Linked DNA regions of Mus musculus: all the other regions are linked to region 4. A link is a loop called in an ENCODE intact Hi-C map of the cell type or tissue named here. Cell type or tissue: heart. All regions are shown on one strand. Region 1 holds the start of Spata20 (spermatogenesis associated 20). Region 2 overlaps Cacna1g (calcium channel, voltage-dependent, T type, alpha 1G subunit). Region 3 overlaps Ankrd40 (ankyrin repeat domain 40). Region 4 overlaps Rsad1 (radical S-adenosyl methionine domain containing 1). Region 5 has its middle 12 kb from the start of Abcc3. Region 6 holds the start of Ankrd40 (ankyrin repeat domain 40). Region 7 holds the start of Lrrc59 (leucine rich repeat containing 59).

Region 1 (4,000 bases), 58 kb before region 4:
GGCCAGAAGGGCTGTGGTGACGCGCTGGCTGTTCTCCAGAAGGGTGTTCTTGTTCAGTTTCCACTACAGGAGGTGAGCACACACGTGGAAGTCAGCATACACAGGTCGGGGTGGGGATGGGAGGTGGCTGTGGTCTCTCAACCTGCACGTGGGCACCTTCCCTCCCAGACATCCACCCACCTGATCACAGATTCTCATCAACACTGTTCGGAAGCCAACTCGAGTCAAACCATCCTCTGGCGGGAAGTAGGTGCCCCCAACGAATGGCTGGAGGCCGGGGGTCAGCCACACATTCATTGGCCAGCCTCCTCCACTACTGGTGGCCTGGAAGAGGGAGGGCCAGGGTCAGGGGAGTTGCCGCGTTGTAGGTGTGACTAGACTGCCACAGAGATGGCTCACCTGCACAAAAGTCATGTATACTTTGTCCACATCTGGCCGCTCCTCTCGGTCCACCATGACACAGATGAAGTTCTCATTGAGCAGGCGCCCTATCTCTTCATTCTGGAAGGATTCCTCCTCCATCATGTGGCACCAGTGACAGGTAGAGTACCCCACTAGGAGAGAAGAGGGACAGGATGGCAGGAGGAGGTCCCCGGGGGACCCAAGGGACCACCCCCAACCCTCTGCCTGTCACTGAACCTCATTCTGGGAACAGTGGGTGTATACCTGAGAGAAAAATCGGCTTGTTTTCTTTTTTGGCCTTGTCGAAGGCTTCCTGTCCCCAGGGGTACCTAGACCCAACAGGAAGAGAGGTCACTCAGTAGCCTAGGGAGTCTCAGAGGATTAGGGACCCCAGATGCTTCAAGGGAAACCCTGGGATGGCTCTCACCAATCCACCGGGTTGTAGGCATGCTGTAAGAGGTATGGAGACTTCTCATTGATCAGGCGATTGACGGTCTTCGGCGGTGCAGGTGGAGGACAGTTAGTCCGGCTTGACTTTCCTCCAGCAGGCATGGGCGCTGAACTACTAACTGTAGTAGCACTTCGGTCCTTGTCCCGGGAAGAGCTGCCCCTAATGTGGGCAGATGGGTCACACAAATGAAGGCCACTTCCCCTTTGCCCCACCCAAATCAGCTCAATGGTTACCCAGCCACAAAGACCCCCACTCTTTGTCCAGCCCACCTTTCTGAACCACGGGGGAGACCGTGGCCTTTGTGCTCCCCCTTATGTTTTGGGGGTGGTGAGGAATGGTGGCTCATTGGGGGCTCCCTGCCAGGTTAGTCTCCCCCAGCTTCTTGGACCTGGCGGTAGGAAGGGTATCTGTGAGGTCAGAGAGGGTCATAATGAGTAGAATGGTCCATCCTGCTCTGTTCTATCACCCGTGGAGTGCCCCTCCCTGGGCGGTTGCACTGCAGGCATCCTTAGCATTCATGTGGGTGACTTAGGAAGGGAGTGGCTATTGCTAGTGTCTAGACAGGTCAAGAGGAATGGGTATTGGGTCCGGGACTGGACCAGGTGAGGGACAAGCAGAAGAAGTAGTCAGGGACTAGCCAAGAACTCCAGAGTACTTTGAAGGACCAGGTCTTACACTAAACACACACACACACACACACACACACATACATACACACAGAGGGGAAAGAGGGAGGGGAGAGAAAGGGAAAGAGGGGAAGAGAGATAAGAAAGAAGGAGAGGGAGAAGGAGAGAGGGACCACTCAGAATCAAATAGACCTATCTTAGGGAGTTCAACCTGGGAACGCAACTAAATAGCAGGCAGGGCAGCAACATGAGTTTGTGACAGGGTGCAGGGTGCTTCAAGAGAGGGGTTTGTGGACAGCACATCATTCTAGAAAGGCTTCCTAGAGGCGGTGCTAAAGTAGCCAAAGAGCTAGCCTGAGCTAATCCTGCAGCGGATAAGAAGGGTGGGGGAAGAAAAGGAGCCTTCATGTAGGGGGATCCGAGCAGACATCGCAGACTATGCCTGAAAGACGGACTGCCGCGGCGCCAGGCATATTGTAGTGTCTTGCTCATACCTGCCGCTAGCCGCAAGGCCCACCCCCACAGTGGGGCGACCGGAGGTTGGGGTCCAGACAGTCCCACACTCTTCAGTATAGCTGCTCCAATTCGGGCGGTAGGCTGCAGAAGGGCGGGCCCAGAACCCTGTCCTCGCCAAGTCTCTGGCCCTGTGGCTGGTCTCCGAGCGCCGCTCGGCGGTAGAGCGCGGAACTACAGCCCTGCCGTGCCTTTGAAGATCCAACCGTCTCAGCGCTTAAAATTCGAGTAAAATAAGCTGGGTTCCATTTAAAGTGCTGGCAGGAAGAGTGACCCTCGGAGCATCCAATACTTTTGCCTAGCTCTTTCCCCTTTTACAAGCAAGAGATAAGGCTCCCTTCGAAGGATTTGATCAGCCAGCCAAATTTGCTTGATCCAGCCTACCCATCCTCCCTAGAACCCACCCACTCCGAGAAGCCTTCCCAGAGTAGTAACACTGAGCCAATATGTCCTTACTGCATGCTCTGTTTGCTTGGTTCATTCACTTTATTCAGTCAATGACAAGCGTCCTCTGCTGTCTACTACTATACCAGGCACCGAACACCCGTGTGTTCCTCCCTACCCTTTTACTCAGAGACTAGCTAGTGAATAGTCAGCTACACACTGCGACAAGTACCGTGAATGGGTATAATCTAGCAAGAGACTCGATCCAGTAGAAGAGACACAGAGGAAAGCTCTGCTGAGGACATTATACTTGATTGGTAGCTATAAAGAATAAGAGTGCAGGGAGTGAGAGATGTAGCAGAAGAAACAGCATGTGTAAAGGTCCTGTGGCAGGTGAGGGTATTGAGACTGAGGGCCAGCAGAAGGCTAGTATAGCTGGAGGGCAGAGAAAAGGGATAGGTAACGAACGTGGATAGGAAGCTGGCTTAGTTAGCTTGCTATTGCTATGATGAAACACCATGACCAAAAACAACTTGGGGAAAAAGGGGTTTATTTTATCTTATACTTCCACATCATAGTCCTGTGTCCATCATCAAAGGGATGTCAGGGCTGGTATTCAAGGCAGGAATCTGGAGACAGGAACTGCAGCAGAAGCCACGGAGGAACGTTGCTTACTGGCTTGTTCTCCATGGCTTGTTCAGCCTGCTGTCTGCTAGCACCGGGGACCATCAACCCAGGGGTGGCAGGCGCTGTTCACAACAGTGAGCTGAGCCCTCAGACATCAGTCATCAAGAAAATGCACCACAGACTTGTCCACAAGCCAGTCTGATGGGGGCACATTTTCTCAGTTGAGATTTCTGCTTCCAAATCAGTTTAGCCTGGGTTAAGTTGACATAAAACTAACCAGCAAGGGAAGTTAGGTGAGTGGGTAGGACGAGGTCTGGGGCAGGGGGTGAACTCTGAGGAGGAAGCATTGCTGATGATAGAATCCAGGGCCTTATCCGTGCCTCAGCAGGAGTCACACCTTCTGAGAAAGGAAGTTCCTAATGACATAAGAAGAAAGCTGCAGTAGAACTTGCCTGCCTTGTTAGCCCACCCCAGACAGGGTATCTCTGTGTAGCCCTGGCTGACCTGGAACATGCTCTGTAGACCAGGCTGGCCTTGAACTTACAGAGATCCACTGTCTGTCTCCCGAGTGCTGGGATCAAAGGAGTGCGCCAAGGCTGCCCAGCCTGTTTTAATCAGGAAAGCATCCTTTTAGGTCTGGAATGGGGGAAAGAATGGAAGCAAGGTTAATGAGGGGGTCTTGGCAGCACACAGGGGAGACAGGAGGCTTATCAGGGGCTAGGGGTAAAGCTGCAGAGGAAGGGACTTTGAGGAGAGGAGGGTCAGAGTGAACAGTAAAGGCTAAGGCCTCACTCTGAAGAGGGGGAGCTGTAGGGGGCTAAGAGGTCTTTTTTTGACCTATTGGTCTGAATACCTTTGAGATGTGCAAATAGAACAGAGGGATTAAGGGCTTAATGAACAGAAGGGAGGCTGTTGGGAAAGAGGAAAGGATTTCCTATGTGGAGGGCTATTAAGAAAACAGCACACTGAGAGCAAAGAGCTCAGACCCATACACCTT
Region 2 (4,000 bases), 120 kb before region 4:
GACTTAGTATCCTCCTGTATAAAACAAAGGTGACACCCACCTCTAAGAAGACTGCCGCAAGTATGAGGACCCACGTAGAGCCCCCAACACTTGTCTGACACCCAGAGGCTATCTTTACTTCGGCCTGGGAAGGTCTCAAGGCTGCTGGCCTCATCTCTTGATCTCACCTGGGGCTGCTGGTAATGTTCCATGGCCATCGTGACCACATTCAGCCCGATGACACCAGTGATGAAGAGGTCCAGGTAGTGGCTGGTACACAGGTGGTGGACGAGGAGCCGGAAGCGCGAGTAGTCAGAGTAGTAGGGTTTGCACTGGGCTTCTGGTGGGGGCAGGAAAGAGAGTAGAGTAGACATCAGGCACAACCCTCCCCCCACAGCCCTCCCCCCACAGCCCCTCCCTGCTGCCAGCCTCTACACCAGTGCTAAAACATTCCAGGTCACCACTAGCATCCCGACACCCATCCAGCCCCCTCCCCCACCCACTGCCCTATGCAGGAGCCGGCTGTTTTGGTCTGTCCCTTGTCAAGCATCTGCTCTACTGCCTGCAGTCAGGGTGGAATGGGATAGAGACATGCAAAGCCCCTCCTCTACATTAGACACTGGGTGAGCCCATATCCTAGGGCAGCCTCTAAATTATACCAGCTCCTTATAACCTTTGATTCCATGTTCAGCGGCAAGGTGGATCAATAAGATGAAAGACACCCCCCCCCCGCCCCATCTAATCGGGCTCAGAGGGAGCTCCAGCCACTAAGGCGAAGGCTCCAATGCTTTCTCCAAGCTCAGCCCCTAGGGCCGCCGAAGGGATTACACAGAGCTGGGATTTGTGATAGGACCGGAGATTGGAAATTGGACATCTTGGCTGCCTGCTGACCTACCACAGAGTCTACAGAGGACAGTGCCCCAGACTTCCCACAGTTTCATGTGGGGAGGGTAGAGGCGGAGGCTCAGGCCTCTGCCCTGTCCCAGACTCAAGCTAGGAAGGCAGCACCCACAGAATCACCCAGTTTCTAATGAGTACCCAGCCTACCCTGGGTATTGGGGCTGCCTGACACTGCAGGCTGGGCTGGAAGAGCTGTCTGAGATCTGTCATAGGCATAGTGTTTTTCTTGTAGTTAGCTGACCACTTAGAAAGGTCACAGCACCAGAAGGTAATCCTGCCAAGCAGGCAAGAGAAATCTGGGGGCAGATTTCAGGGGACCCTCCTTTTAGGTGCTGGGGTAAGGGCCAGGCCAGGGTGAGGGATACGCTATCTGGAAATATGCCAACAGACTGGTCTCACAGAGAGATACACGGAGGGAAAGCATGGGCAGCCTCAGGTCCCAGACAGCCCTTCCCCTCTTAGGAGGTCTTGGCAGAAGCTAGCCAGGGAGGCCTATAGCCTCTGAATACCATGCCAGGAACCAACTGGCCCAGGGGTGGCAGAAAGCTTTGGGTCCAGGCCAGCTCAAATACAACTATCTTTTCCCATGCAGAGGATTCCTTCACAGAGAGGTAAACTGAGGCAAGGACTGGCCTGGGGGGTGAGTCCCCACCAAAAGCCAAAGGAAGAAGAGTGCCCAGAAGTGGCAGGTTTGGCTTCGAGACAAATCTGCAAGCCCACCTGACCCCTCTCCACATCGGCCTTGAGGTGTGGATAACCAGGGCACAGGTGCATCTCAGAGGTGCCTGAGGTCATCTCTTTGTTCTCAGAGTGGGCCAGCCAAGTGTGGCTTTGTTTGCTCAGGTGGCCTTCCTGACACCCAAGAATATGGGGAGAGGAGAGGCCAGAGGCAAGGGATGCCATGAGCCCACAGGTCATCCACACCCGATGGTGGGGAGTGGCTAGGCTAGCCAAGGCCTCTTCCTTCCTTCTTTCCTTCCTTCCTTCAGTACCATGAGAACCAGAGGGCGCTAGTCGCCCTGTTTTGCCTCAGCAGCCGGAACTCTTTCTCTGCATTAATCTCCATAAATGTCGAGAACACCCGATCCCATTATGCTAAAATATGAATGGAGAATTAACTAAAATGTTTGAATACAATTAGGTTAGAAGAAGCTGCTCCTTATTAGCCCCGTTATTAGTTGAGACAATGTTGAGGGGAGGCTGGAAGGGAGAAGTCCCCTTGACCCTCCCCACCCCCAACCCCTCTTATCCCACCCAACCTGACTATTGTAGGCACATCAGGGCCATATAGAGTTATCACCAACAACAACTCTGCCTTCCAGCCTTGCTTCGGGAGTCTGGGTGATGGTGGTGGGGCCGCATTCAGCCAGGGACCCTCCAGGCAACTCAGAGGAGAGGGGGAGTCACGGCTGGGACAGGGCATCTGTTCATAGCTCCAGGTCCCAAATACCCTTCTGACTGCAGCCCCCAGCCCAGATCGGCAGGCATCAAGGAAACCCTCCGTTAGAAACACAAGTCCAAAGAGCACCAAACCAACTAGAGCCGCTTGTCTGCCGGCAGCCTCTCCACCATTCAGAGAGACCCAGCAAACCTGTGACCCAGCACCAGAATGAGACAGCAAGACTCCAGCCTCCCTCCTGATCACCCGGCTTCCTTTCTACGAGTTATCAACTGCCTTGGGTAGAGTAGAGTTCAGAGGGAGACAGTGGGGGAAAGGCCCCAGGGCCCCTAGGGAGACCCAGGGGCCAATGAGGAGAGCTGGAGGAGCTGTGGGTGACAGCAACAGGCACAGTGAGTTAGTAGAGGTCACAGAGAGCCCAAGGCACAGCCAGGGCAGACAGTTTGCAAAAGAGAAAATGGTAGGAAATAGGCTTTTAGCTGGGGTACAGGGCCCCACAGCAAAAGCCGAGCTGCCAGGGATCCTCCTGGCCTGGTGGGAGGGGAAAAAGAGGGGGTTAGTGGAGATGGAGGTCAGAGCTGGCTGAGGACAGGAAGCTGATGCTGGAGGTCAAGTGTCACAGGACTGGTCTTGTCACCTAGCAGTCCCAATCTCTCCCTTCAGACCTAAGCGTTTAGGCCCAGTGTCACTTGCTAATCCAACTTTTCCCTTTTCATTTCCCCTTGCCTGGGTGATAACTCCTCTTGGCTACAGAAGGGTGGATGAAGACATGTTAGCAGGAAGTGGGGGGTTACACATTTGACTCCTAGAAAACCCAGATGAGAGACTTGGCTGTCACCGTGGAAGGGAGACTAGCACACGGGTACCCTAGCATCTGGGAAATTCAGATTATTAGAAATTCAGGACCAAGACCCCTGTGGGAGACCTTAAGGATGAGTCCCAGGATGTCTTGTCCTGTCTCTCCGCATAAGTCTTACTCACAAGAGTAAAGCAAGCTCTGGTATAGACCTTGAAGAACCCCAGGCTCTGAGAGGAGGGATATAAGAGGTTTTGGGGACCATCTAGAGTCTGGGTCACTGTTACAACCTAAGAGAATAAATAGTACGGGTGCCAGCAGGAGCAGGCCAGGGTCCCTGGGGAAAAGTACAGAGTGAGATGGCCGGTGTGTGCTGAGGCGTAGGTATGGTGTGCCTTGGTGGCTGTGCCTACACGTATGTGCTGATTAAAGAGACAGTGCCCTGAGTGGAGGAGCCTCGGGCGGGCTAGCCACGTGTTTGGGTAGTGGTTAGGGGCAAAGGTGAGCATGCGTCTTCTTCAGTCTCCATTTGAACCTGCTGTTCAATAACTCAGAAGGGCTAAGCTGAAGACAACTTTCTCCCACCATCCTCTCATCCCCTACCGTGTCAGAAACTTGGAAAACAGTCTGACACAGAGACACGGAGATCCTAGCAACAGAGACACAACCTAGCCAGAGACTCCTGAGACCCCAGAGAGATGCTACTGAAGGTCAAATACCATAGCTCAGGACCATGGCAGAAGATGAGAATCTGTCAAGGCTCAGAGCGCCCCTTGAGGTGGTCTCTGAGCCCTCACAGACCAGGCAGGCCATCCCCCACCAGGATGGGGCCTAGGCAGGGAGGAATGGTTCAGTCAGAGGTTCCCAGGCTGAACCCCCCCACCCTCCGCAGCAGAGAAAGCAGCTGAGTGGAAGACCTTTCATTC
Region 3 (4,000 bases), 200 kb before region 4:
CAGACCAAGTGGAAAAGATAAGAAAGTTACCCAACACTCTGTTAAGAAAGGTAAGGAAAGTCTGCTCAGTGTGAGTGGTTGCTGTTTTCATTTCAAGCACACTTAACTTCTCCCTTGGTTATTGAGCCATAGCTTAAGTGGAAGCCAATAAAAAGGACAAAGGAGAGCCAAGGCCAAGGCCAGGTTAAAGCTTGTGCTTGCTATGTGCAAGGCTCTGAGCTCCAGCTCCAGCCTTACTGTAATCACTCCATAAGCTTTCTTCCCCTTCCTCTGAGTCCACAGAGAAGCCCCCACCTTACTCATGTATTTCTTTCCAGGCAGGGTCTTGATGTGTAGCCCTAGCTTGCTTGGTATTTGTTGTGTGTCTCAGGCCAGCCTTGGATTTATGGCAGTCCTCCTGCCTCTGCTTCTTGCCTGCTAGGATTAAATGTGTGAACGATCATACTCTAATACACTGGCACTTTTGAAGGTTGGAAGATAGCAGGATGTTACATGGGCCTGTTTCAGTTGTTCCCATAGTAACCTGTAGCCTTATGCCATATGATATGCGGCCCACCTGGCATCTTTGTGATGCTCCAGCCAGCTATGGGCTCTCCAGCATCAAGCTTCTGGCTTCTCTAAGTTCCTGAGGAAACCTGACACTCACCTGCCTGTCCCTTTAGGGCATTCTCATCCTGCAACAGAGACAGAACTTTCTCCTTCTTGTTCAGATTAAATGTGGGGGCTGATCACTGCTTAGCTGTCTCAGGGATTTAATTTTCCTTTTAGATTAAAGATGAACCAAGACCCTGGAATTAATACAACCAACCAAGCATAGACACAGACTGCTGCTATTGCTCTGTTGCCTTGGGCTGGCAAGTTGGCTCAGTGGGTAGAGGCACCTACTGCAAAGCCTGAAGACCTGAGTTCTGTCTGTCCCAGGGCCCCACATGGTGGAAGGAGAGAACCAGTTCCCACAGGTTGCCCTCTGATCTCCACATGTGCATTATAACACAAATGTGTGCACACAAAACGAACAAATGTAATAAAGAGCTAACTAAATGAAAAGAAAATTTTAATCCATTACCCGGTTTTGTTTCAGGACAAAGATGTTGCCCGACTCCAGGACTTCCAGGAGCTGGAACTGGTTCTGATGATAAGTGACAATAATTTTCTGTTTAGAAACGCTGCATCCACACTGACTGAGAGGCCTTGCTATAACCGGAGAGCTTCAAAACTGACGTACTGATGCAGCAGGGACTTCATCACTGAGTACTGTGACAGTATGTGTCATCTCTGGGCCAAAGGACAAGCCATTGATCCCAAAGCCTCGTATGCCCACCAGGGCCCCTGGTGCCACTGCGTAGTGTTCACTAACACCCCGCCTCACCAGGCAGGAGCCCCGACCCCCCAGCAGCGGTGCCACTCTTCCAAGCCTCTTGGTGCACAATAAACTATTGCTGAATCTTTGAACAGCTGGAAAGTAGTCTTGAGAGGCAGAAGCCGAAGGTTCGAGAGCCAGTGTTTAATGTGCAGGATCTAGAGAGTTGTCAAAGCAGAAGCTGAGAGCGCAGACCTATTTCTAGCCACTCCTGTTGACAGTGCGCCTGAAGGGCCGGGCGTGCCTCTCTTGGTGTTGCATGCTCGTGACACTCAAGAAATTTTGAACTGATGAGGGAGGAAGACTGGGGAAAGAAAGAAAGCACACACAGGTACTGGACAGAGGGATTCTGGTATGACCTGTGGCTGTGAGGTCTCATATAGCATATTTATAAATGTTACTCAGGTTTAAAGTATTTAAAATATAGTTACCTAATTGTAAATAGGCTGTTAACCAAAAGAGCTTCCCCTCCCCCAGTTTTCTTTTATGACCACTGATGACTGCGGCTGTCTCGACAGTCATCTTCACATCTGCTCCCCTCCACAGTCACTAGAGGGCTCTCTAATGCTTTCTAAAGGAGCCACCACCTGCTCCGTGGCCACTCCTGTCACCCTGTCTAATTGCACCATTCAAGAAGAGCACAGGCGCTGTTGGACAAGGCGCCCACCACTCTCACTCCCTCCAGGAACAAAGAGCAGCTTTTGAGCCCGGACTTGTTGCTGGTTTAAAGGTTATTGTGGGAAACTGAACTAAAGGAGTTAGCATCTTTATTTTTGTATCAAAGATAAAGGTTATTTTGAAAATTATTAGGGTTTTTACATAACTCTGGAATCTGTTGCTTTTATAAACAAATTGTTCAATTTTAGGAATTCCCCGTTACCTCCACAGTCAGTTGTGAGGGCCTGATTAGACTCTGGAGCATGGTGTACGACTCTTCTCCAAGAGCGCATGCAAGAGTCTCCCCCCCTCAGCCTCATTAAAGACGAAAAGCCACCTCGGTTTGCTTAACTTTAGATAGATAGGACCTGGCGCACACAAGAGCAGGAGAACAGGGCTGGAGCAGCTGTTGACGGGACCCCTGCTGTCTTAAGCTTTTCCCCATAGTGCCTATAGTTTCCAAAGAAACTTAACTTCCTGGGTATTAACTTAATTTTATTAGAACACTGCAGTTGACTGAAAACATGCAGATGCACTGGAAGAGAACCTTGTGCTGAGGTAATGGCCTCCCACTGCCGCCTGAGTGCTGAAATGAGCTTGAGGTGTTCTTCAAAGCCAGTGTCACTGTGTGGGTCACTGTGAGGTGACTGCATGGTGCCTGGCCCTGGCACAGCTGGTGACTTCCCTTGTAGAGTGTTTGCGTAGTGGAGTGGCTGTGGCTCACCACCCCCTTTCCCAAGTGCTTTAATGAAGACACCTCCCTTGTGTTTCAACCAATCAGAAACTACTTTAACTAAATGTACTAACCTTTTTCCCTCCTAATTTGCTTTGAAAAAGTTTAGTAATTCAATTAAGCGTGATTCTATCTTAGAAGAAATAAACTCAGTATTAATTCATGTCTAAATCACTGGGGTTGAGACTCCTTCAGCCTCCCTGGTTGATTAGAGATTCTGAGAAGCAGTAGAGCTGGCTGGGAGGTGGGCTACAGAGGAGCAAGCAAGCACTTCAGACTGACCAAAGGTTGTGGTGGCCCACATGGCTCTGCCCAGTGTCCTGTGCTTTGCCACAGTCCTCTGGGGTCAGTGTCTCGGGCAGTGGGATGGAACTGTGTGATTGCTCTTAGGTGAGTTCCGAGTCTTAATCTATGCATTCAGAGAAATATTTTTATATGCGTTGTGTAATTTATAACAAGGGGTTTTCTTTTAGGCTTTGTTAACTGAATGCTCCTCTCCTCCTCCACTGCATAGTTAAAGCATGTGTTCACACTGTGTAAACATTCACAGAAGACTTTTCCTCGTGTGTTGTTGACTCTTTAAACATAACAGGTATTATTAAAATTAACTGTTAACTGACCCAGCCCATTCTCTCTCGTTTTGCCCTCGTTTTGCCACTGTATTCTAATCATAGAGGGTTCAAATTGCTGTGAAGTCCCATGGGGCTGGCGCTGTGGAGGAAAAAGAGGACCAGATCCCCAGCCGAGTGTCTGCCACCCCACTGTTGCCTGCCTCTGCCCTGTCACGAGTGTCACTGTCTCACCCCGTGGGTCGTGTCTGGAGATGGATTCTGTGTGATGTCTTCCCTCCCAGTCACTTGGTTTCCCTGGAGTCGCTGAGCAGCTAGATAGAGGTCATCCCCTATTAACCACAGTTTTTGATTATCCTATTTACTTGACACAACCGAGCCTCCCCTTTGGGCTGTCGGCACCTGTCATGGCCTCAGTGAGTTCAGAAGCGAACTCCCAAGACAGGAGAGGAGGCACAGCCCGCCACCTTCAGATCTCTAGCAGGGAAGGACGCTGAATGAATCTCCTGTTTGGTTTAGGCCTCCCAGCACCTCACAAAGCAGACGTCATGCCAAATTGGCCTAATAAATCAGCACAGCAGAGACCTTTTCTTAGCACCAGGGAGAGGCAGAATAATTTGGGCATTTGTGCTCTCATACTTGCTCTATCAGAAGGATGGAAGTCGCCTTCCATACACTCAT
Region 4 (4,000 bases):
GCGGGGGGTGGGAGTGGGGTGGTGAGGACATCCTAGGCAGGGAACACTTGCTGACCTGTGACTCCTGGGATGCTGTGAGGGATACCAGTCCCCAGAACAGAGGCAGCCGTCCATCCAACTGACCACATCCATTCCCATGGGGGTGTCAGAGCCAAGCAATAGCACCTCAGAGCAGAGATGGCACCTACCGGCAGATGCCCACCATCTGGCCCAGCCCTCTAAGTCCAACTGGTGCTTCCTCATGATACAAGGATGTCTGGTCATCCTCCTGACACGGGTGAGGAAGGCCTGTGCTGCCAGGCCTCTTGGAGTTGAGGTAGGAGGGTCAATAACAGGGAGTCCAGCACAGCTAGGCCCTCCCAGGAACACCGGAGACCCCTGGAAAACCGAGAGGTCTGGATATGACTCTAACTTTACCATAAAGGCCCATTCCTGCCCACCCCTGGCAGCCCATGCCCTCCTCTATTGGTCTTTCTTGTTTCTACCACTCTGAAAAGGAGGGGAACATTTAGTTGTGACACACTCATTATGGCAGTCCTCCCACGCCCCAATCTGTAGTCAAGAGCTCCCAGGGTCTGTGAAGCCCCCTCCGCACAATATTCCCAACATACCTGTAATCCAGCAGCAGCAGACCCTGAGCTAGCAGCTCCTCCACCTCCTTGCTTGCTCCAAACACGTCCCACAGGGTCAGCTGGGGCTCAAACTGCTGCCAGTGCTAGGAATCAGAAGTCAGTGCAATGAGCTGGCCGACACACACACACACACACACACACACACACATACACACACACACACACACACTTGGATTTAATGTGAATAATAGCTCAGTGGTAGAGCACCTGCCCAGCACAGAGCTCTACGTGCAATCTTTAACTGGCATACAGCACTACCCACTGCCTCTGTCACCAGACTTCAGTTGGCCAGGTCCAGCTTCTAGTTGCCAACCTAGAGGATGGAGGGAGTAGGGCCTGGGAAGTGACCCTAGGAGGTGCTAATAATATCTGAGATCCCCCCAGTCCCTTACCTGGTGAGTGACTCCAACATCAGTACGCAGCCCCATAGCCAAAACCTCCTCTAGCCTGGAAGAAAAATCACCACGGGACCTTAGAGATGAGACCTCACATTCTTTAAAACGCAATGCTGGGATGTAATAGTGTGCCTAGAAATCACGTGGTCTGGGGGCAAAGTGGGAGGGGCAAGGCAGGTAATAAAGATGTACCAACACAGAGGAGTTTCCGGGGTGCAGGAGCCCCCAGGGAAGCGCCCTGTGTACTCCGGTACTCACAGTTCCAGCTTTCCCAGGCGAACGCACTTCCGGGTGCCATGACCAAAGAGCGTCACCTCTTTCATCCAATTGTCTGGCTCCAGTGTCTGGATCCGTGCTTCCCGGGTATGGCCTCCAGTTCCCTGGGGCACAAATCTTCCATGGGCTCCTGGGATAGCAGTGAACAACCACCACACACAAATTAATAGACGCTAACATGGTGAATTACCAGATTAAAATCGGGGATTTTTTCAAGGGTGCTCCCCGAAGCAACTACTACAAATATAATCCTCAGGCCCTGCTCCAGCCCTGCCCATAAGAAGTCCTGGAGGTAGAGTCGAGCATTCTGGGTTGTAACAGGCCCCTAGGGGCTTCTCATCTATGCCAGGCTCAGAAAGAACCAGGGTACCAGGCTTGAAAATTCACATTCCACGGTTCTACAGAGAGGTTTTGGGTAGTTTGCATGAGGAAATGCAGGCTCTGAGTGGCTAAAGGAGCAGTCCAAGTTCACACAACCAGAATGTTCCTCCCCTGAATCATGCTTTCGGTTGTTCACCATCGATCGACTCACCAGGCCCAATGCCAAGGTACTGACCGCACTGCCAGTACGTCCAGTTATGGGTACTGAGCGCCCCCTGTGGGGAAGATGGGAATTGTCAGCACAGAAGGAAGTGATGTTGGCTTCTGTTTAGGTCCGGGGCATCTAATTAGAACTTCCCAACCCCTCGGGTCTCAGAGCACCCAACAAGAATCCTTCTCTTCAAAAGGTCTCAGTCCCTTGGTCAGTCTCAACCCTCTAATTCTGTACACCACCACCACTCTCACTCCCCACTCCACCCCCACCCCACCCCACCATCATCCCCACCCGTCATGAGCCTTCACTCACGTTCCGTGCAAAATTGGAGACCTCATATTGGCGAAAGCCAGCATCTCGAAGGACTGTCCTGCCCTCCTGGTACATCTCAGCAGCCAGGTCCGGGTCAGGGGCCGGGAGGGTACCCTGCTGCACCTGGGCAAAGAGTGAGGTGCCCCGTTCCAGGGTCAGCTGGTAGAGGGAGAGGTGGTCGTCACAGTGGTACAGCAGTTTCTGAAGCTGTTGAAGCCACGGCTCCACCTTCTGTGCCGGTAACCCCAGCATCAAATCCACCGACACTCTGCCAGGGAAAAGGAGCCGGGCTTCCGCCAGAGTCCGTAAAGCGTCGCTGGCTGAGTGAGTCCGGCCCAGCAGCTGCAGCTCCGCGTCATCCAGGGACTGCAGAGAGAGGGTCTGGTGTAAATGCTGTCCCTGAGGGAGGCAGCAACACTCAGCCTTATTTAAGGCACAGATGTGACTGGACACAGAACAGGAGATAGAGTGAGTCAAGGCAGACCCAGAGAGTTACTCTTCAAGGAACGGTGCATTGAACTCTTAACCCCCCCCTCCCCTTTTGTTTTCTTTCCTTTTGAGACAGGGTCTTACTATAGTGCTGACTAGACGGGAACTCACTAAATAGCCCAGGTTGGCTTCAAGCCTGTGGGGTATCCTGCCTCTGCCTGTTTGAGTGCTGGGTGGAGAGCCACGGTCAGTGCTCAGTTATCAGTTCTATTTGACAGATGAGAAAGCGAAGGTTCGGAGATAGTAACTGCAGTGTCAGACCAGGAATTTAGAAGCCGGGGATTTTCCGGCTTCTAACAGGTTCCCCCCCCTAGTGTTTTTATATTTATTATATTATTACTTTTGTATTATTTATGTTATTTCTATTATATTTATTATATTGTCATTATATCTATTATATATTATATATTAGAAAATGTTTTATTGCATTTATCATTAAAGCAAATATTTAATATTTATTGTAAAGGCAAACATTTTTACTTATTATATTTATAATATGTTTATATTAATTATTGCGGGTGCACAACAGTGATTATATAGAGGTCAAAGGTTAAGTTGGAGGAGTTGGTTCTTTCCTTCTGACAGGGAATAGAACTCAGGTCATCAGGTTTGGCGGCAAGTCTCTTTATCCACTAAGCCATCTCTATGGCCCTTCTTTTTAAATTAACTTTTTTTTTAAAAGATTTATTTATTTTATTATATGTAAGTACATTGTAGCTGTGTTCAGACACTCCAGAAGAGGGCATCAGATTTTGTTATGGATGGTTGTGAGCCACCATGTGGTTGCTGGGATTTGAACTCAGGACCTTCAGAAGAGCAGTCGGAGCTCTTAACCACTGAGCCATCTCGCCGGCCCTTAAATTAACTTTTTACATTTGCAATTAGCTTAAGCATAAAGGCTCAGTGAGGTCCCCATCTATGTACAACACAGCACAACTGCCAGTCTCCAGAAGGCTGGCTTACTTGCTTCCTTCTGAGACACGGTCTCAGTAAAGAGCTGAAGCTGGTTTTGAACTCATGGCAATCCTCCTGCCTCAGCCTCCTGAGTAGTGAGATGACAATTGTGTGCCCACCACATCCAGACCCAAAGGTCTCTTAATTTAGTTTTAGCTGATGTTTTCTCATAAGGAGAAGCCAGGCGTGGTGGTACACATCTGTAATCCCATCCCCTGGGGAGGTAGAGGCAGGAGGATCGGGGATTCAAAGCTTCCTGACGCTACATAACAAGTCTCAGGCCAGAGTAGACAGTAAGACCTTGTCATAAAAAAGAGAGAAGCCGGGTGGTGGTGGCCAATGAGGCCTTTAATCTCAGTACTCAAGAGGCAGAGGCAGGCGGATCTCTGAGTGTGAGGCCAGCCTGG
Region 5 (4,000 bases), 140 kb before region 4:
TTTCAACCCCTCAATGTTTCCAAGCGAATGGTCTTAAACCTGGTTACCACATCTTCCATACACATACATTGTTCTGAGTCAGGGGCATGAAAGAGTCCCAAAGGGAAAATAGGGAACATGGTACATTGGGATGTCCAAAGCATAGCAAGAGTGATTACAGTCTTTGAAGGTAATTCTGAATAGGTTGAATGCGCAGCCTGTGGGAGAGTGAGTGCATGGTTGTAAATAATCTCAGAGAATATGGTTAACTTATTACAGATTGGGTGAAAGTTTGCTTTGTATAGGGAAAGTTAAAGCAGCATTTCTCAGAATGTCATTTCCCTAGAAGGTAGGTAGTGAGGCCACCGTGTCACGAGGAACAGTCCCCAAAGTGAGCAAGGCCCACTCTGCCTTTGAGTATTCAGAACTAAGATATTTCTATCGAATGGGATGATGAGAGGAGCAACAAGGTTTGAGCTGAGGCATAGAGGGGAACAGAGTCTGGTGACCAATGCCTCGCCCTGCTTTTCCACCTGGCTGCGATTCCAAACTAGATGGACTACGCATGCGCTGTGTCTCCTCCGCCAGTGAGCATCTTGAAGGAGTCCCGCGTCAGGAATTTCCTGGCAAGAAAACGGGCAAGAGAAGAAAAAGGGAAAGGCAAATCCAGAGTGGGCATAGCAGCAGGAGCTAGAAAGAAGCGCAAAGGAGACAGGAAGACCTAGGCACAGGAAATGCTGCCTGTGGGCAGGGTGGGTTGGATCTAACAAAAGGGACAGTGTAGAACCAGCAATGTGACCCCCACCCCCCATCTCACTGAATGTTTACAGACCTTTAAAGTTTGTGAACACCCCTAAATTATGCACCGGCGCACACCCTGCTTCCCCCTTCTGGCTTCCGCCAGACTTCAGCCCATCTGGATCTGCCTGGACCCCTCCCAGTCTCAGCAAGTCTGCCCTCTGCCCCAGCCTGCTCCCTCATCTAATTGGCATGCAGGCCAGGGCTTGGCTACTGCACCCGATTTCAGAGTTTTCAAAGTAATAATTAATAGGATCTGTGGGTCTCAGCCAAGCTCATACACTGGGATAGGAGCTAAGGCACGCAGAGTGTGGGGTTTGTAGCAGACTTCCCTCCTGGACTTTACTGGGCAGCTCATTCCTTGATCCACTTTATCCTGCCCTACAGATGGGATCAGTAAACAACTAGATTTGCTTTGAGAGTTAAGTCCCCTATCCAACATGCCACCTCGGTCTGGGATTAGTTTAGTGGCCTTAAGGGGCCTGTTGGCACCAGGGACTCACCCTCCCTTTCCACCTGGCTGTGGCTCCCCAGCGCTCAGATGGTGTGTTCTAGTCTGTGGTTCCACACAGACAAGTTCTTCACACCGTGAGCTGCTTCCTCTTTTGGGCTATACAGGGCATCTGTGTGTGGACGGATCCACCACAGTTGGTATCTTCTTCCCAGATTTATCCCTCTTGCAGAGAAACCCTGGGTGGCACCAGCTGAAAGTGCTCTGTGCTGCCACCTGGTGTCTAACGCCCTCACTACATGGCTGTCACCAGGTGGGGCAGGTTGGCGCCTCAGCAGGGGAAACCATAGGGCACCAGACAACGTTGGGAGAACGGATGAAGGTGAGGCTGAAACATATTTGGAAAGTGGGTAGAGGCCCGGGTGGGAGCATGAAAGAAGGGTGGAGACCGTGGTGATTGAGACAAGCAGGTGCCAGGGGTTCAAAGGGCAGAGCGAGCCATTCTAGGGAAGGACATTGCCTGGAAACCTGGAGTGACTGCAGAACCTGCATTACCTTGGAGGTCAAAGGACACCACCACAATCCCTATGGCTGGGATCATGTTAGAGGCTAGTATCCCACCAGGTGGGAGGCCGTGGACCCTTCTAGCCCACTGACTATGCCACACAGAGAACACATGTGTATTTCTATAAACCCAATGTGACCGCTTCAGGAAAGGGTCCCCTAGCCTCCTTGCAAAATTCTTTTCATTTTGTAAGCATGGATCTTTCCATCGCTTCCTGTTTCCTCCGCAGTGAGAACAGACTGAGATGGTGTGGGCTGCAGAAGGCCAGCCCTAGAGTCAAATTCTGACTGTGTGACCTCAGCTCTTAACTTCTATGAACCCACCACTGCATGGAAAAAAAAAAAAAAAAGCTAGCCGGGTACTTCCCTGGCTTCAGCCCTTGGAGGAGCGAGAGACTGCGTGTGAGCCTCAGGTTTGTTTTTAGCACCAGCTCAGATCACTCCTTTTTTTCCCAGTTCCCCACCCCCAGACAGGCCTTTTCCTGGAGCCTTGGGGGTGGAAACTGAAGCAGCCAAGCCCGAGGTGGAGGCCTGGGGCTCTTGACACAGTTTCTTCTTTGAACCCCCAGGAAGAAGACTGAATGAAGGCAAGAAGGCAAGGCACCCAGGGAGAGAGAGAGGGAGAGAGAGAGAGAGAGAGAGAGAGAGAGAGAGAGAGAGAGAGATGCTCTAGCTTCCAAAAGCACCCCCCCCACTACCCTTGTCTCAGAAGCCCCTGCGTTGGAGGCCCTAACCAAAGACCTGCTGTCTCCCCAACCCCACTTCCCCAAGATCACCATGCACCGTTCAGACTCAGCGGCTGTTTCTTCTCTACTTTCAAACCTGTGCAATGAGACACACCAGTTTCTTTCCATCACCGATGTCATTGTTTTGTTGGTGGGTTTTTGTTTGGCTGGTTTTGACAGGGACTATCTCGTAGCCCAGGCTGGTTTCCAGCTCACTATGTGGTGGAGAATGTCCTCCAAATCCTGATCCCCCTCCTTCCGTCTCCCAAGGGCTGAGATGCATCACTGAGCCTGGCCACAAAGACTTTACAATGTTGGAAGAGTTAACCACAATACTCTCCCCCCTCCAAATATCCACCTTCATTCTGCTATCTATTAATATGTCCAAAGTACCACCCAGCTGTCTCTACAAAGGCATGGTATCCTGCCAGAGAAGTGCTCTCAGGTCCATAGATAGTGTGGGATGGGGAGCTGGAGAAGGGGTCTTTGCCTTCTCACTGGGTGGATCACAGTAGCTCCCTGGAGAGCAACCCTAGAGCATGTTCAGTGTGACCCACATCGAGCTTCTTTAGTCATTACTGGGAAGAAAGAGAGAGGCAGGAGAACAGGATTGTAGAAAGAATTAGGCATGCTATGCATTACCTCAAGTGACACTACAGTATTACTGCACTGCTGTGTGTTTACAGAGGCAGGGATGGTAATGAGGAAATTCTGGGTGAAGAAGAGGGTTCAGCCTTCTGCTTCACCTTGACATAGAATCTTCTAACCACTAGAAGAAGAAAAAGGGAGGAGGGGGGATCTTCCAGATTCCCCCTTCCCAAACCTCTCACCCATAAGGAACAGACAGCTAAAGAATTTTACAAAAATATAAAAGCTTAATCCCTAGATCCAGGTGGCAAAACTCTAGGAATTTTGTACAGCTTCCCTTAAGGAGAGAGAGAGAGAGAGAGAAGGAGAGAGAGAGAGAGAGAGAGAGAGAGAGAGAGAGAGAGAGAGAGAGAGAGAGAAAGCAAAGCCAGCTTGTACAAACACCCCCTTTCTCCAGCTGAGAGGGCTAGAGGGATCAGAGCTGGGCGCCATCAAACACCCCAGGGAGATCAAACCAGGTGTTTGCTTTCACGAGTGGTATCATTTCTGCCCCAAAGAGCAATCAAAAAAGCTCTCTGAGCTTAGGAAGTAGGCCAGAGGACAGACGCCTGCAAGTCCAGCTTCCCAGCAACCAGCAACCTGGCACTGCGGGCTCTCAGCTGCCTGTGCAGATGGGCGCTGTGAGTGAGGGGTGCCACTTAGGTTTCAAGAATCCAACCCAGGGCTTGGAATGCAGCTTAGGGGTAGAGTCCTGCCTCAAATACATATAAGCCCTGGGTCTGATTTCTATGCCAAAGCATGAGTATACACACACACACACACACATGCACACGCACACGCACACCTGGCTTGAAAGGGTGGGGCTGTTCAAGGGAATGGAAATGGTAAGGACAGA
Region 6 (4,000 bases), 210 kb before region 4:
TGTTAATCTTCATGAAAGCCAAGTTGGAAGAATTTCTGTCTAAAACCGATAAAGGGTAAAATAAAAACAGTAACAGCTGAAATAAATATTCTAGCTGAATGGTCCCAAGCACTGACAAAAATAAGAAAGAACAGTGTCATCTATCTCTGCAAATAATGGGCATATTATAGTAGGATCCTTTTCAGCCCATTTCCCGTCCTGCTGGGTAAAAATTGGCTCAGATGGAAAAAAAAAAAAAAAAAAAAGAGCTAACTAATCTTGGGGGAGTGGGGGTGGAAACCCACCAATTATTTTTAATGCCTGCTAAACAGCCTGCTCCTGAGGATAAGGCTTTTCTGGCTCTCAAACGACAATGTCGGATCCCTCCGCCTCGCAACTATTCCTGTGTCTGTCCTCCTCGCTGGAAGCTGCCGGGTGGGAGCTCTAAAAATAGCCCATGAATCACAGCAGATAATCCAGTGCGGTGGTTACATAAACAGCCGGCCGGGGCGGCGGGGCCGCGGGTGGGAACGAAAAGTATCTAGGTCAATGTTGTCACACCGAATAGGGTCCCCCGGAGCCGGCCTTCGGAGGCGCGGTGGGGGAGGAGGCCTGGGCCTGCGGGGCCGCGAGCAGCCAGGGAGCTGTCGGTGGGCGGGCGGGCGCACGAGGCCCTGGGCCGGGCGCGGGCGGAGGCGCGAGCGGGGCGGGCGAGCCCGGCGCTCCCTCCCCATGGCCGGGAGCCGGCCGCGGAGGCGGCGGCGGCGCTGACAGGCTCGGGGCGGGGCGGCCCGGGGCCCGGGGCCCTGGGGAAGATGAGCGCCCTCCTAGAGCAGAAGGAGCAGCAGGAGAGGCTGCGGGAGGCGGCGGCCTTGGGGGACATTCGGGAGGTGCAGAAACTGGTGGAGAGCGGGGTGGATGTGAACTCGCAAAATGAGGTCAACGGCTGGTAAGTGGCGAGCGGGGGAGGCCCAGGGTTCAGGGCTGCGAGCTCGGGGCGTGGAGCAGTCAGCCGTGACCCAGGACGCAGGCGAAGGTGACGCCTGGTGCCCCAGGCCTCTCAGGTCGTGGCCCTTTCGAGACTGGCCCCGATCTCCCATTGCCTGGTGCAGTCAGGAGCGCATCCTCCCCAAACCATACCTTCTTCTGTGGTTGACCGCGGCCAGCGCCCTCCGGGACACTGGAGCCCACCCACGCCACCCCCCCCCCGCGCGCCCCCTGGCTCTAACTTGGCCCAAATGGTGATGCATAGAGGCTTTGATTCTCGGCGACTCTGCTCTGGATTTCATCAAGCTTGAATTAGTTTGCCATGGGCGCTTCTGAAGAACACTTCGTGCAGAGATGAAAGCATAAGCAACGAAGCAAATGCCAATCTTAAAAAACCAGCACGGTTTCTTTAGCCAAGACCAGGAGAAAAGGAACAACTACAAAACCCTCGCCACTTGCATAATAATTCTGCCTCAGTTGTTTTAATGCCACAGTGATTGGCTGTTGCCTACAGCTGCCTGTTGAGGGGAGACTCATTTGTCTGCCCTGTAGAGTGTTTTGTTTGCTTAGTACAATTTCCAATTAGAGAAATTTACCCAAGGCTTTACAAGTCGGCTAGCAGATCTGCCTCCTTCCCAATACAGAGTCTGTCTCATTTTAAGATATGAACAAATCTTTAGTTTCTTTCTTTTTTTTTTTTTTTTGGTTTTCGAGACAGGGTTTCTCTGTATAGCCCTGGCTGTCCTGGAACTCACTTTGTAGACCAGGCTGGCCTCGAACTTAGAAATTCGCCTGCCTCTGCCTCCCAAGTGCTGGGATTAAAGGCGTGAGCCACCACGCCCGGCTAAATCTTTAGTTTCGAGTTACTGAATGTGGTATTTCTTTCTACCCTTTTTTGACATTTTACAATTAATTTTTTTTAATTCAGGTAATGCTTATCTAGCCTCTTTTGCCAGTTTAAAGTTAAATTTGAATTTTAAACCCCCCAGTAAATCGAGCCATACATTTTGGAATGGAAAGGGCACTGGAGATCATTTGAATTCCAGAGAGTGTCTTGCCCTGATTGCACAATTGTCAATATGATAACAGAGTCAGAAATGAGATTTCCTAATTTCCTAAGAAAGCTGTCTGACTCCTTTCCCTAAAGAAACTAGCCTGGATAGCTGTCCACAGCCTGGAGACAGTGGACACTAATTTCTAGTCTTTTTTTTTTTTTTTTTGAAGCATTTGTAGTCAAAACACTTGTAGCTGTGTTTGCCTTGCCATGGCGTCCAAGAGCTGTGAATTCCTGTTTTGGCACTGGGAGGCGGTGTTTTACAGAACAATGAGCCTGGTCTTGCTGCAGGTTCTGCCTGCCTAGCTGTGTGGTCTTGCCTGAGTTACTTTGTTTTCCAGGTCTTTCAGAAGTGTTGTTAGTATTTATTGAGATGAAAAATAGCTACCAAGTATTGAACTTGCTCTATGGCACAGATGTGGTTCTAAACACTTAACCTATCTCAGGGTAATCAGGAGATATTGTTATTTTTCTCCATCTTAAAGATGAAGAAACTGAGACCCCAGGAAAATTAAGTAAACCATTCAGTTTTTAAAAATGCTCCTAAATTACTAAATTTGGGATTTAGTGGGTCTACATGACTGTTAGAGCTGAAAAAGGAATCTGACATCTGAGTCCCTCAGCACAGTGCCTGCCATGTGCTAGATATACAGTGTATATCAGGTGAGTTTGAGGTGACATGATGAGGCTTCCTATAGATTTAATTCCAGCTCCAATCTATTCAATCCAAGAGTGAATTCCTAGATTCCCTTTATCCTGCCTTATGCTCTTGGCCTAATGCTTTCAGCTCTTCGCATCCTGCCCTCTTATATGAACCAAACCACAAAGCTTGGCACTGTCCTTGGTCCCTGTCTTTCCTTCACATCCACGTACCGTCATCCAGTTCTGCTGCCTCTATGTTCAGATAGAATCTGACTACCTCTCACAAGCTCTACACTGTGATACAAAGCCAGCCAGCTCCACTTGTGATGCAGGATAGTTCCAGAGTCTTCCTACTAGCATCCTTACTAGTCTACTTGCCTTACCCTGACTTGGAACAGTTGGATCACCTCACTCAAAGTCCTCTAGTGGCTCCCATGTTACTGTGAGAAGAAGCCAATATGCACTCCTTTCCCTGACCTTTGGGCCTCATCTCCTGACTTGCTTCCTTGTTCACTTCTTCCCTGGCCTCCTTGCCTTTCCTGGAGCAACAGCACAGCCTGGATTCTAGACTTTTGCATTTTGCCTTCCCTCTTGTCTTGATAGCTTTTCTCTTACACACCATGGTTTGCTCTCAGTCCTCATGTGGATCTTAGCTTAAATATTAGCTTCATGCTAAGGCTTTTCCTTGCCTGTCGTTAAAAATTGTGCAACTCTTCCCCCAGCCCTGCCAGTTCCTAATCTCTTACTCTGCTTTATTGATACACGACACTTAATATCCGCCTAGTACACTATATAATTTGCTTATTTGCTTGCTAGTTACCCAGCTTCATTGACTGTAAAATGAGTGAAGAATATTCACAGTAGTAGGGTTTTCTTTTCTTTTCTTTTCCTTCCTTCCTTCCTTCCTTCCTTCCTTCCTTCCTTCTTCCTTTTCTTCTTAGACTTGGCCTTGCTGTGTTGCCTGGGCTGGTCTTAACCCTTGTCCTCAAAGTTACCCTCTTCCTACCCTGGTCTACTGAATAGCTGAGTCTATAGGCAAACCCCACTGTACCCAGATCCTAAGGGGATATTTTGAAGATTAAACAGAGCTTTTAGAACAGGGTCCAACATGTAAAGTATTATGTTTGTGTTAGCTATTGTTATTTTCTTATTATTAGGCAACATGTTGGGAGACATATAAAGTTACCCTGAAAAAAGAAAAAAAAACCCAACTCTTTTCAACATTGAAAAGTAGACTGGTGACTGCTTTCAATTCTTGGTTGCTTAGTAACCACAGTTTCAGCAATGATGAATGATACCCAGTTGATGAATGATGCCCAAAGCCTCTGGTCTAAAATA
Region 7 (4,000 bases), 85 kb after region 4:
ATTTTTCTGCTTATACAGATCAAACAAATATGCAGTAGGCTTCCTATGTATTTCATTCCTGGAAACACCATGATTGATTAGCCAGTACCAAAGGTCCAAGCGAGTCATGCCATTATAAATTTCACCTCTCCTGTGCTGACCATTACTGGGTATGTTATTATAAACATTCTTTTGTCTACGCTGTCCATTATAATAACTAGAATCACCTTGTCTCCGGCGATTCAATGCTGCCACCTGGCCCTTGTTACCTCGGGATCCAACTAAACCCAGTGAATTTAATTCATCTAATTGAGCAGAAGCATCTCCAATGCTAAGATCTGGCACAAGGAAAAGGGAAAGAACAAAACCCTTCAAATGTGCTGGTGCCCCTCTCACCAATTTGCGTCTTATAGAGCTGGTGAAAGGCATATCTTCTGGACCTTCCCATTGTGGACAATTATGCTTTACACAATATATCCACTCTAGCATTGCAATTTCCCTAAGTCTTAAAATCCCTTCATCAACACTAAGCCACGGAATATCAGGCATCTCCAAGTCATTTCCAGTAGGCCATCTTTTGATAAACACCTCAGCCAACCATTCAAACAAACTTTTGACACCTTTTTTAACTATGCGAGCTTCCGTATTAAACCTAGAATCTCTACTCAGAGGACCCATGTCAATAAACTCAGCCTGCTCTAGTTTTATGTTCCTTCCACCCTTATCCCACACCCTTAAAATCCATTCCCACACATATTCACCAGGTTTCTGCTTGAATGAATTAGCAAACTCATTAAGCTCCTTAGTAGTGTAGCGAATTTCCTCATGGACTATACTTTCTACCTCCCCTCTAGGAGCCTGTTTTGCTTTGAGTCTGGTTACAGGTCTAGAAGAAACTATTGGTGGGCCGTGAGCAGACTCTGCAAAATTAATTTCCTCATGTGGGGAAGGCATTATTTCAAGAGGTGGGGCTGAGGGTACTACTTCCTCAGGTGGGGCAAACCCTTGAGAATCTGAGGATTCAAAATTCTCAGCTTCAACATGGTCTTCCCACACATCCCCGTCCCATGTTGTAGGATCCCATTCTTTGCCAATTAGAGCCCTTACTTTAACTGTCGACACACTCTGAGGCTGAGACTTGAATTTTCTCTGTAGTTCAGCCAACCTTACAATGAGAGTTTCTGTTTGATTTTCTGCAACTTGAGCTCTATTGCTACAAGAGAGAAGATTCTCCTCAAGGACACACTTAGCAACTTTTAGATCGTTTACTTGTGTCTGGAGCCTTTCGATTTTATCACACAACTCCTTCCTTTCATTCATCATTTTTTCCACAGATACTAAGAGCAGCCAGCCAGTAAAATCATTTTTCGATTTTTTCCCCATCTTGTAGAAAGCTTTGTGCACTGAATCACCTAATTCATTAAGAAAATCAAGGGCATTAGCTTCTTTAAGTTCGGAATATAGTTTCAACCATGGGTCTTCAAAATTCTCTGAGCTCCCAGGAGGGAGAGAATCTGGAGAGGTTTCAATATTTGAAAGTGCTGGTGGATCAACAAGCCAATTCCAGTATTTTAAAAGATTCATCCTTGTACTTCTGTTACTCTAGAACCACTCCTGGTACCAACTTCTGTATTAGTCAGGGTTCTCTAGAGTCACAGAACTTATGGATAATCTCTAAATAGTAAAGGAATTTATTGATGACTTACAGTCGGCAGCCGAATTCCCAACAATTGTTCAGTCGCAGCTGTGAATGGAAGTCCAAGGATCTAGCAGTTACTCAGTCTCACGCAGCAAGCAGGCAAAGGAGCAAGAGCAAGAGCTAGACTCCCTTCTTCCAATGTCCTTATATTGTCTCCAGCAAAAGGTGTAGCCCAGATTAAAGGTGTGTTCCACCACACCTTTAATCCCAGATGAAAGGCATAGCCCAGATTAAAGGTGTGTTCCTTAACTCGGAGATTCAATCTTCTGGAATCCATAGCCACTATGGCTCAAGATCTTCAAACCAAGATCCAGATAAGGATCTCCAAGCCTCCAGATAAGGGTCACTGGTGAGCCTTCCAATTCCGGATTGTAGTTCATTCCAAATATTGTCAAGTTGACAACCAGGAATAGCCACTACAGACAGGTTCTTGCTATGTAGCCCTGCATGGCCTGGAACTTGTTATGTAGACCAGGCAGGCCTCTAATTGGTAGGGATCTTTCATGTGCTGAGATTAAAGGGCTGGAGAGAAGAGGGCTGAAGACTGAAGCCGAAAAGGAAGAGGAAGTTTACAGTAACCGTAAATTCGGAAGAAAGCTAGGAGAAATTTTGGAGGATACCCTCAGAGTTGGCTCCTATTTCAGAGTATAGGGATGATCTTATGAGGGATGCAAACACAGGTCATGGAAAGTGCAGTTTCTGTCCTTTCGGGCTCCAGATGCCTCCGGACTGCCACGTCTAGCAACTCAGCTCCTCCCGGCGGAGGTGGCGCCCCGCAGATGCAGTTTGCCAGCCTGGACGGCAGAGGGCGCGCCGGTACACGCTCGGGCCTCTCTGGCCCAGCCCATCTCAGTGGCCGCGGAAGGTGACGTGGACACGGAAGTGGTCGTCGTCGCGGCGGCACCGGTGGGAGCGGGGCCCTGGGCTGGGAGTGCGGCGGGCGAGCGGACGGGCGGCGGAGGCCTCGCAGCGGCGGCGGAGGCGACGGCGGCTTAAGGCGCAGGCGTGGTCCGTTGGGTGTGAGTCCGCCGAGCCCACGAGCGGCCCCTCATCCCTCTCTCCTGCCCGTCGGAAACCGGGAGCCAGGGACCCGCTTAGCCGGCGTCATCATGACCAAGGCCGGTAGCAAGGGCGGGAACCTCCGCGACAAGCTGGACGGCAATGAGCTGGACCTGAGCCTCAGCGACCTGAATGAAGTCCCCGTCAAGGAGCTGGTCAGTACGACCCCACGAGCCTCGGGAGCCCACCTACTCCTGACGCCGGCCCCACGCGGGCAGGCCCCTCTCTTAAGCCTCAGTTTCCCGTTCTTTAAAAAACTAGGTCTCCTGGGAGGCTGCGGTCGGTCCCAGTATTCTTATTGCGGTGCACACGTGTCACTTTGGCACAGTTCCAGGAGATAGGGTCGCTCTAGCTACCCGATCCTGGGCTTTTTCGGGGCCAGTAATGAATTTGTCCTGGTTTTGGGGAGCTCTCAACAAGGTCCGGCTTCGTGCTGGGCCTTAGAGTGGAAAGCCGCGGGAAGGGTTGCTGGATGTGTTTCGAGGATGAATGAATGACCGGGTCCCGGGAAGTAGGCCTCCAGATAGACCTGGGTGTGGCGCCGAACCCAGCTTTTTCCTGAGAAGCCTGCAATCCCAGCTGGCTTTCGCAGCTTGGGGGCGGCTCTCCTTGAAGAAAGTGAAATCTCTTTGCAGGACTGGCAAAGGTTCTCATCCCAGCTGCTCTGAAACTGTCCGGAATGGCGCCACACCCTCCATCTCCCTCCACTCCCAATCCCATTTGGAAGCCTGAGGCCCTAGGGACAGCACACACTTAATTTGCTGCCAACATAGAGCAACATCCTCGATCAGTGCTTACCCAGCTCTGCGCTCCCTAGCTCTAACGTCTCATGTTAGCTTCACTTTGGATGACCTACACTTTTCTTATTGCCATTAAGGGATTATACTTGGCCTTGGCAATTGGCCGAATCCCCACCCCCACCCCCTTTGTGGCTGTGTAGTATGGTGGTTTGAATGGCATGCCCAGTTCACTTCCCAGCTCCCGTTGCTCAATAGCTCGATGTCCTTGGCAAGCTAACCAGCCAACCTTTGTGTCTAGATTTCCTCATTTGTAAGATGGTGTTAATGGTTCTGGTCTCGTACACTTAGGGGGGTTAAAATCATAAGACAAGCCGGGCCTGGTGGGGACGCCTTTAATCCCAGAGCTCGGGAGGCAGAGGCAGGTGGATTTCTGAGTTTGAGGCCAGCCTGGTCTACAGAGTGAGTTCCAGGACAGCCAGGGCTATACAGAGAAACCCTGTCTAGAAAAACCAAAAAAAAAAAA

What was found. Hi-C counts contacts between places; a loop is a spot of excess contacts. Peaks named below come from ENCODE experiments on the same cell type or tissue, not always from the same donor. Only the 100,000 strongest peaks of a DNase experiment are listed, where the experiment ranks them.
Region 1: a loop joins it to region 4, with 2.3 times the contacts of the local background. A loop is called at or near these places in 8 of 42 quality-filtered maps.
Region 2: it touches region 4 in a loop (5-fold over the local background); 12 of 42 quality-filtered maps call a loop at or near these places.
Region 3: a loop joins it to region 4, with 3 times the contacts of the local background. A loop is called at or near these places in 15 of 42 quality-filtered maps.
Region 5: it touches region 4 in a loop (2.3-fold over the local background); 6 of 42 quality-filtered maps call a loop at or near these places.
Region 6: it touches region 4 in a loop (3-fold over the local background); 11 of 42 quality-filtered maps call a loop at or near these places.
Region 7: a loop joins it to region 4, with 2.5 times the contacts of the local background. A loop is called at or near these places in 4 of 42 quality-filtered maps.

What each region holds. Positions count from the first base shown.
Region 1 is chr11:94,484,088-94,488,087 of GRCm38, forward strand. Spata20 (spermatogenesis associated 20) reads right to left here and starts at 1,223. Exons shown (of 16, transcript NM_144827.4): 1 at 1,123-1,223; 2 at 830-1,012; 3 at 667-731; 4 at 400-554; 5 at 181-324; 6 at 1-63. The coding sequence starts at 1,199. In heart, no CTCF peak of the experiment used is centred here; a DNase peak (open chromatin) is centred at 2,134; H3K4me3 peaks cover 399 bases; H3K27me3 peaks cover 3,460 bases.
Region 2 is chr11:94,418,652-94,422,651 of GRCm38, forward strand. Cacna1g (calcium channel, voltage-dependent, T type, alpha 1G subunit) reads right to left here. Exons shown (of 35, transcript NM_001177888.1): 26 at 168-319. Among named protein-coding and RNA genes, the nearest start is that of Gm51872, 14 kb to the right of the region's middle. In heart, a CTCF peak has its summit at 1,885; no DNase peak of the experiment used is centred here; H3K27ac peaks cover 733 bases; H3K27me3 peaks cover 1,729 bases.
Region 3 is chr11:94,338,472-94,342,471 of GRCm38, forward strand. It overlaps Ankrd40 (ankyrin repeat domain 40), which reads left to right. Exons shown (of 5, transcript NM_027799.2): 4 at 1-50; 5 at 1,082-3,376. The coding sequence ends at 1,228. Among named protein-coding and RNA genes, the nearest start is that of Gm51871, 12 kb to the right of the region's middle. In heart, a CTCF peak has its summit at 1,908 (motif pointing right); no DNase peak of the experiment used is centred here.
Region 4 is chr11:94,542,270-94,546,269 of GRCm38, forward strand. Rsad1 (radical S-adenosyl methionine domain containing 1) reads right to left here. Exons shown (of 9, transcript NM_001013381.2): 4 at 2,151-2,516; 5 at 1,836-1,899; 6 at 1,286-1,433; 7 at 1,025-1,079; 8 at 612-715; 9 at 1-378. The coding sequence ends at 261. Among named protein-coding and RNA genes, the nearest start is that of Rsad1, 4.9 kb to the right of the region's middle. In heart, a CTCF peak has its summit at 1,899; DNase peaks (open chromatin) are centred at 1,852 and 2,292; H3K4me3 peaks cover 753 bases; H3K27ac peaks cover 670 bases.
Region 5 is chr11:94,403,386-94,407,385 of GRCm38, forward strand. No RefSeq gene overlaps it. Among named protein-coding and RNA genes, the nearest start is that of Abcc3, 12 kb to the left of the region's middle. In heart, a CTCF peak has its summit at 1,506 (motif pointing left); a DNase peak (open chromatin) is centred at 1,496; H3K27me3 peaks cover 1,282 bases.
Region 6 is chr11:94,327,460-94,331,459 of GRCm38, forward strand. Ankrd40 (ankyrin repeat domain 40) reads left to right here and starts at 542. Exons shown (of 5, transcript NM_027799.2): 1 at 542-928. The coding sequence starts at 795. In heart, a CTCF peak has its summit at 2,256; DNase peaks (open chromatin) are centred at 562 and 2,262; H3K4me3 peaks cover 1,730 bases; H3K27ac peaks cover 1,647 bases.
Region 7 is chr11:94,627,218-94,631,217 of GRCm38, forward strand. It overlaps Lrrc59 (leucine rich repeat containing 59), which reads left to right and starts at 2,560. Exons shown (of 7, transcript NM_133807.2): 1 at 2,560-2,892. The coding sequence starts at 2,788. In heart, a CTCF peak has its summit at 2,479 (motif pointing right); DNase peaks (open chromatin) are centred at 2,534, 3,344 and 3,674; H3K4me3 peaks cover 1,931 bases; H3K27ac peaks cover 1,729 bases.